Regions from separate parts of the Homo sapiens genome. Here region 2 is linked to region 1. Evidence: chromatin contacts called from ENCODE Hi-C or POLR2A ChIA-PET data. All regions are on one chromosome and are shown on one strand. The core of a region is the stretch at or near the end of the contact, and the rest is flanking DNA. Distances in the headings are between cores, read along the strand shown.

Region 1 (3,570 bases), core at 291-2,790:
ACACCCACACTCTAGTTTGGGGGGATTTGGTTGTTTTTTGAGAATTCTTATCAGGGTAAAATATGTCTCTGGTTTCCTTCCTTCCTTCCTTCCTTCCTGCCTTCCTTCCTTCCTTCCTTCCTTCCTTTTCCTCCCTCCCTCTCTCCCTCTCTCCCTCCCTTCCTTCTTTCCTTCTTCCCATCCTTCCAATATTAAGTGTCTGCCTTGTACATCCAGGCGGTGTGCCAGCTCTGGGACACATTGATGATCCAAAGCAGATCTGGTTCCTGCCTTTATGGGTCTCACAGCTTAGTGAGGGAAGACAGATTTTAGTTAAAAAACAAAGACAAACAATATTGTTTTACACCATTCCAGATGTAACAAAGGAAGGTGCCATAGACATATTATAGGGAAACCTTATACTCTGGGATCAGGGCAGGCTTCCTGAAGAAGTAAGTTTTATCTGACACATCAGTGAGTTATTTTATCTTATTTTACTTTTGAGATGAGAGACTCTTTTATGCTTCTAATGAAAGCCAAAGACTCTCTCCCCAGACAAGTGCATGAATGTGCACCTGTAATTCTAGTAACCTTTTTGGTTATCCATACCCTGCCTGAAATCCATCCATGAGCACCAGGATAACACCCTCTGCTCTTCTCCAGACCTTCTTCTCTCCCCATATCTCCTGCCACGAGCCTTCAGACCCAGACTCACACGCAGGGGCTGCCCACTTAGAACCCCCAGGTACGGAGGCTTTAAAGCTGTACTGTCCAACGCGGTGGCCACTAGCCACATGTGGCTATTTAAATTAAAGTTAATTAAAAATTTTTGAAATTAAATTTTAAAAATTAAATGAAATAAAAGTAAATGTTCAGTTCCTTGGTTGCACTTGCTAGATCACAAGTACTCAGTGGCGGCCGTGGCTAGTGGTTGTGTATTGGGCAGATATGGAACATTTCTATTATCACAGAAAATTCTATTAGACTGGTAGCTTAGACAACTTTGAACACACAACAGGCTTGAGCTGGCTTTCTGGCCACCCTACAGTGATCTGTCACCTCCCAGCCCCTTCCTGAGTTGCCCCCTGAAATCTTCTAGGGCCCTGGCAAGAAGAGGGAGATTATTCTCCTGCACAGTTTGCCCATCCTTAGGGCTTTTCAGCTCAGCGGCTATTCCAAACACTTCTTCTGGAAACCAGGTCAGGTTCCCGAGAGGGCTTCTAAGAGCCTTTCAGATGTGAAGTTAAGAACAGGGAAGAGGTGAGGCTCTTAGTCTCCAAGTGGAAATTGGTTTCTTCTAAAAATAACTCACCACTCAGCCCTATCTGACCAGGAAAAGGACCTGTCCCAGGGAAAGCTGACCAGGACAGGGCCTAACGTCGAGGCCCATTTGGTGATTAAGGGCCTGGGTTGCTTGGAGGTGCAGTTGAGGTGGGAGGAGGGGCGGCAGATGCCCTTTTCAGTTGCTTTCTCACGGGTGGCTGGACCACGTTTCCAGCCTTTGTCTATTTCCTTGCACAGCTCCTTCCTGGTCCCACTGAGGAGGGGCCGGAAGACTCTCTGAAGCCCTGGCTCCATGGACGGTTGTTTCACAACCTGACCTACAAAGCGCTGGGCTACAGTAATTGCTCTGCAAACACCGACTCCACCATGCTGCTATTGCTTTAGTCTGAACTCTGGCCAGCGAGTGCACAGGGTCAATATTTGATCAGAACTGGGAGAGGCCCTTTATTTTCCCCTGCACCGCTTGGAAGATAGAGTTAAGAGGGTTGTTCAGGTTTGCTCATTGGCTCTGAAGGACTTAACCTATTTTGACAAGCTTTTCTCTCTATTCCTTATTCATCTCTCCAGACTCTCCACCCATGCACCCCACCCTGGGGTCACACTCACTTTCCAGCTCCCCAACAGCCCACCTCATGATGGGTGGAAAAATTATAATTCCTGAATCACTAACAACCAGCCTTGGAATGAATGTGTATATGGGTGTGGGTGTGTACTGATGTCACTTACGGAGCTTTATGGGATCATTGCATTTTTAGAGTTAGAGGAGTTCTTATTCCAAGTGCCTCACTTTGCAGGTAACAAACTGTGTTAATTTTTCTATTCATTAAATTTATATAAGCTTTCATTTGGTTTAATATCCAAAGCAGGCCTCAGCTGAGATCAACCTGGGGTGATCCCAGTGTGTGCCAAGAACCAACCTGAAAGCAGAAAAGAGGAGGAAATGTCTCTTCCGCAGGCACTCTGCCTTTTAATCATTGAGGGAATTTGTTCGAGATTACTGACCCTAGACTAAAGCGATGAGGCCACAGCCTGGGGAGGTAACCTGCTAAGTTCTAAGAATGATCTTGTACCAAGGATTGCAGAGAGCTCCAGCACACCTGGTGTGGCAGTGCCAGCTCCAGAATGTGCTGAGCATGGGTCATTGTGAATGCTCACATGCCTTAGACAGAGGAGAACATCAGCCTTGACTGAGGTCATTCACTGGTCCCAGGCAGGCACAGACAGCCTCATGTTGTTTGCAATGGCAAAAATGGGAAACAGCCTAAAAGACCATCCATACAGAGTTGCTAAGTCAACTGTGATATTCTCACAGCACTTAGTACAGCAGTCAAAGCAAATGAGACTGATCCATGGGTGGATCTCCAAGAAACATTCTGAACAAACAATGCAAGTTTCAAAACAGTACTTATAGTATGATAATAATTATATAAAAAAAAACCCAAGAACAAGATTTATATTTTGCAGGTACATATCCAGCATATGAATGTAAATGTTTTTTAATCTAGAAGGCTGTACTCCAGATTGGTATCCGACTCATCTCTAGATGGGGGTTAGGGATATCAGTAGGAGGAAGGGCTTGATAAAGGGGGAACCTTATCTTAATGTTTTACTCTTTTAGAAAAGGAGAATGCATTCATATATTATTTGCAACATTAATATTGAATAGTTAAAGAGTCACCTATTGGGGGAGCTAGGGTTGGTGGGAAGTCAAAAATAAAATATGTCTTTCCTGGTCATTATGGTATAATGGGACAGAAAGCACAGGTGAAAAAAGTAAACATAAGAACATGTCTAACAAGGAGGACATGAAACTCATTATAAAAATCACATTACCTCATATTTCCTGGACCATCATTCTAGATCATTCCTGTGGAATGTAAACTGGTTAGATCCCATTACAACCAACCCCAGGGACCTGTCCAAATTATCTTGTCCAACTGGAATCTTGTATTCAGATATTACTCAAAATCTGCAAACTACATATTGAGGCAGGAAGCAGTTGGGTGGGGGTTCTTGTGTCATGACGAAACTGTACTCAGAGTTGTGTGTTGCTGGGGCACAGTGGCTAAGGGCATGTGCTCCAGGGCCAGGGCACTTGGGTTTCAAGACCAGCCCCAGCGCTTACTGTCTAAGCTTTGATGAGTGATTTAACCTCTCTGTGCTTGATTTCTCATCTGTATAATGGGTGTATAGTAATAACTGCCTCACTGGGTAACAGGAAAAATAAAATGACACAGTCCATATAAAGAAAGCCCTTAGGATAGGACTGGCACAGAGACGCCAGACAGGTAAGCTGAAATGTCACCA
Region 2 (3,365 bases), core at 380-2,879, 96 kb before region 1:
CAAATATATTTATTACTTATGAATAACCACTTAATTATTCTTAAAAATCATTAAGGAGGTACATAAAATCAGAAGTGAAAGTTGGCCCTTATCCTTCCCCGAGGTATCTCTTTTAATAATACAGTTGACCCATGAACCACACAAGTTTGAATTGCATGGGTCTACTTATATGCAGACTTTTTCAACCAAATGCAGATGGAAAGTACAGTATTTGCAGATGTGAAACCCACATATGAGGGCTAACTTTTTGTACATGCAGGTTTCACAGAGCCAACTTCAGGACTTGAGTGTGTGTGGATTTTGGTATACCTGAGGGTCCTGGAACTGATCCACTGAGTATACCGAGAGATAACTGTATATCCTTCTAGACATTTATCTGTACATTTACAGATGCATACATATACAAATGTGCTCCTGTGGCTTTTTCATTGTTTCCAATCCCTGACTTATGCAAGAACCTTTTTGCTTTATAAAAAATGTGATCATCTTCTAAATTGACACTTCTCAATCTGAACACTATTTGGGGTAGGTGATCGATTGCCATGGGAACTATCCTGTGCATTGCAGGATATTTAGCAGCATGCCTGACCTTCACCTACTAGAGACCAGGAGCAACACCCCAACTGTGGCAACCAAAAATGTCCCTGGACATTGCCGGGTATCTCCTGGGACCATTGAGACTTGCTACTCTAAATAATGCTCTGTACCTTTTTTGGTACCAAGATAACACATGACAGGCACCTTTCCACATTAGTAGTTATAAATCTACCTCGTTCTTTTTAACATCCTCAGGGTATTCCATACTATGGGTACCTGTTGTGTATTTTTTAGACATTCCTTTTTGATGGGTACTTAGGGTATTTCTAACTTTTGCTGTCACAAATGGTGTTGCTGTGGCTATTTTTGCACAACTATATTTGTGAACTCATGTCAGTATTTCTGTAAGATTGACTCTTAAAAGAAGAGCTGCTGGAGCAGAGGGCATGGCCATTTAAGCTTTTGGTCAACACAGTGTGATGGGCCTGCCTGAAGGCTGTACCAGTTGACTCCCAGCAGAAGTGTAGGTGCTTGTTTGCCTCACTCTTTCAAGTTAAAAGTTCACCTTTTGCTGCATACCTTTAATATTGGGAGGAGCTAAGGTGGAAATGGGCCTTCTCAGGACCACTGACATCAGTGGGTGTGGACTCCGTTATGTGCAGCTCTCCCAGAGACTGATCAAATTCTGTGGTATTCCAGAAGTCTCACTATTCACAGGCAAGATTCCTGACGGGGAGCTTTTCTTAATATGACATTTCCTGATGTTGATTTACCCTAGTGACTCCCCTCTTTAGAGAGATTTTAGAAATTACAATACCATTTAAATAACTTTTGAAGCAGGTATCCCAGTCTACATAAGGGCGAGTGCCTCCCACACCGTCCCAGGATGGGAGTCCTGGCATGGGAAGGCCGGGTGGGAGTTGGTTGCTTCCTGGAAGTTGGAGAAGCTATGGGGGCAGCTCACCTTGAGCCCTGCTCTGGGACACACCTTTCCTCCCAGGCCTTTAGAGAGCAGCCCTTCCTGAGGAGCAGCAGTCCAGGGCAAGGCGTGGTGGGGCTGGGTACTTCCTCCTGTGAATCATTGTGATCAAGCACAAATAGATCTCTTGTCGCCATCTCTGACTTCATCTCTCCACTGCTTTGTAGTCACCTTTCTCCTGAAGCCCTGCCTCAGGGAAATGGTTAAAATAAGTCAACACTTCTGTTTGCCTAGTGCTTTCCTAGGTTCAGCAGCTCTCACACATGACCTTGTTTAATCTTCGTCATAACCTTGTGAGCTGAGAGAAGGCAGGTGTTCTCAAGATGCCCCCTCCAGTAAGGCAGGTCAGACAGGCATTCTTGGGCTGTCTTTAAGGAGGAAACTTACAGCTATTTGTTTGCATGCCTATTTTCTTTCTTCCTTTCTTCCTCTCTCTTTTTCTGTTTCTTTTTTTTCTTTCTCTTTCTCTCTTTTTTTGTTACTAGATTCACTGTGGAACATGAAGGTGAAACCTGTTGTGTGCTGCTTCCCTCTTAATCTGAGCTGGTTAAAAAAGACTAAGTTGGCCAGGTGCGGTGGCTCACGCCTATAATCCCAGCACTTTGGGAGGCCAAGTCGGGTGGAATCACTTGAGGTCAGGCATTCGAGACCAGCCTGGTCAACATGGTGAAACCCTCATCTCTACTAAAAATACAAAAATTAGCTGGACGTGGTGGTGCACGCTTGTAATCCCAGCTACTCGGGAGGCTGAGGCGGGAGAATCACTTGAACCTGGGAGGCGGAGGTTGCAGTGAGCTAAGATCGTGCCACTGCACTCCAGCCTGGGCGATAAGAGTGAGATTCCGTCTCAAAAAAAAAAAAAAAAAAAAAAAAGGAAAAAGAAAAAGACTAAGTTATGTCTACCTTTGAGAGCAGAATGTGTTTCAGTGGATAGGCTAGCTTTACTCTCATGCTAGCCTGTCCTTGCAGGGTTTTTTTTTTTTTTTTCTCCTTTTATTTTTCCTTGTGGTTGGGAGAAGCAAGAAAACTGATGCAACACAAGACAGGTGTCAGGGCCCAGAAGAAGGAGTCATGGGGTGGAGATTGGAGGCCTTGATCACTGTGCCTCGCTCAAAACTATAACAACAAATAACAAAAATGTGTTATGAGTGTTGAAGAAGAAAGTTGTCCCTTAAAAGTATGCAATTCCAGCTTTTTTTTTGTTTTAACCTCATTGCCCCAATGAACCAACTCCCAAGGACGTGTCCTCTGGGCAGAACTGGTTTGACACTAGGCCAAGTATCAAACACCACATTAATGGTGTAGGGAAGATGATTATTATGTAATCTTTAGAAACTATCCTGAATACTAATTTGGAAGTCTGGATGACACAACTGCTGTGTTACCTAAGAACACTCTCTCTCTCAACTATTTTTCCTATTTAGGTAACCAGAGAAGACAAAGACCTGCACAGAAAGATCCACCGGATCATTCAGCAGGACTGCCAGAAACCAAATCGTAAGTGGTATAATGTACAAGTGATGCCCTGGTGCCCTGGAAGGGGATACTGTCTCCCGGGGAGCACTGGATGGAGAGTCAGGAGACCCGGGACTTTTCCCAGTAGTGACTTGGAAAGGTGATAGTCAAAGTACCTGCCCTCCCTGAGCCTCCATCTCCTCTCTAAAGGAGTGTTGGGCTAGCACAGTTGTTGTGATCTTGGCTGTACATAAGATTCAACCTTGGAGCCCTCTGAACATTCAGAGCCCAGATTCTACCCTGGGGATTTTGTTTCCATAGAGGATGAGGTGGGGGCTAGACAAGGAATTCTGATACAGTGAGGTCACCACACTAGGACGTTTTGATGTCATTC

What was found. Hi-C counts contacts between places; a loop is a spot of excess contacts on that map. ChIA-PET counts read pairs that join two places held with the same protein, here RNA polymerase II (POLR2A). Pooled maps may share reads with other maps.
Region 2: a map of Caco-2 shows a loop between it and region 1 (5-fold over the local background). The contact joins two enhancer-like sites. A Hi-C loop is called at or near these places in 2 of 168 maps with a recorded cell type or tissue (Caco-2 and mammary epithelial cell) and 2 of 50 pooled maps. POLR2A ChIA-PET finds 5 or more read pairs at or near these places in 2 of 52 experiments (activated CD4-positive, alpha-beta T cell and activated naive CD4-positive, alpha-beta T cell).

Annotation. Positions count from the first base shown.
Region 1 is chr10:103,792,461-103,796,030 of GRCh38, reverse strand. All of the region lies in intron 2 of SH3PXD2A (SH3 and PX domains 2A), which reads left to right. Among named protein-coding and RNA genes, the nearest start is that of SH3PXD2A-AS1, 47 kb to the right of the region's middle. Within about 2 kb of position 1,540, at least 10 of the 41 ENCODE cell types and tissues checked have a DNase peak (open chromatin) inside an H3K27ac peak, as active enhancers do.
Region 2 is chr10:103,888,720-103,892,084 of GRCh38, reverse strand. It overlaps STN1 (STN1 subunit of CST complex), which reads left to right. Exons shown (of 10, transcript NM_024928.5): 9 at 2,941-3,013. Among named protein-coding and RNA genes, the nearest start is that of STN1, 28 kb to the left of the region's middle. Within about 2 kb of position 1,629, at least 17 of the 41 ENCODE cell types and tissues checked have a DNase peak (open chromatin) inside an H3K27ac peak, as active enhancers do.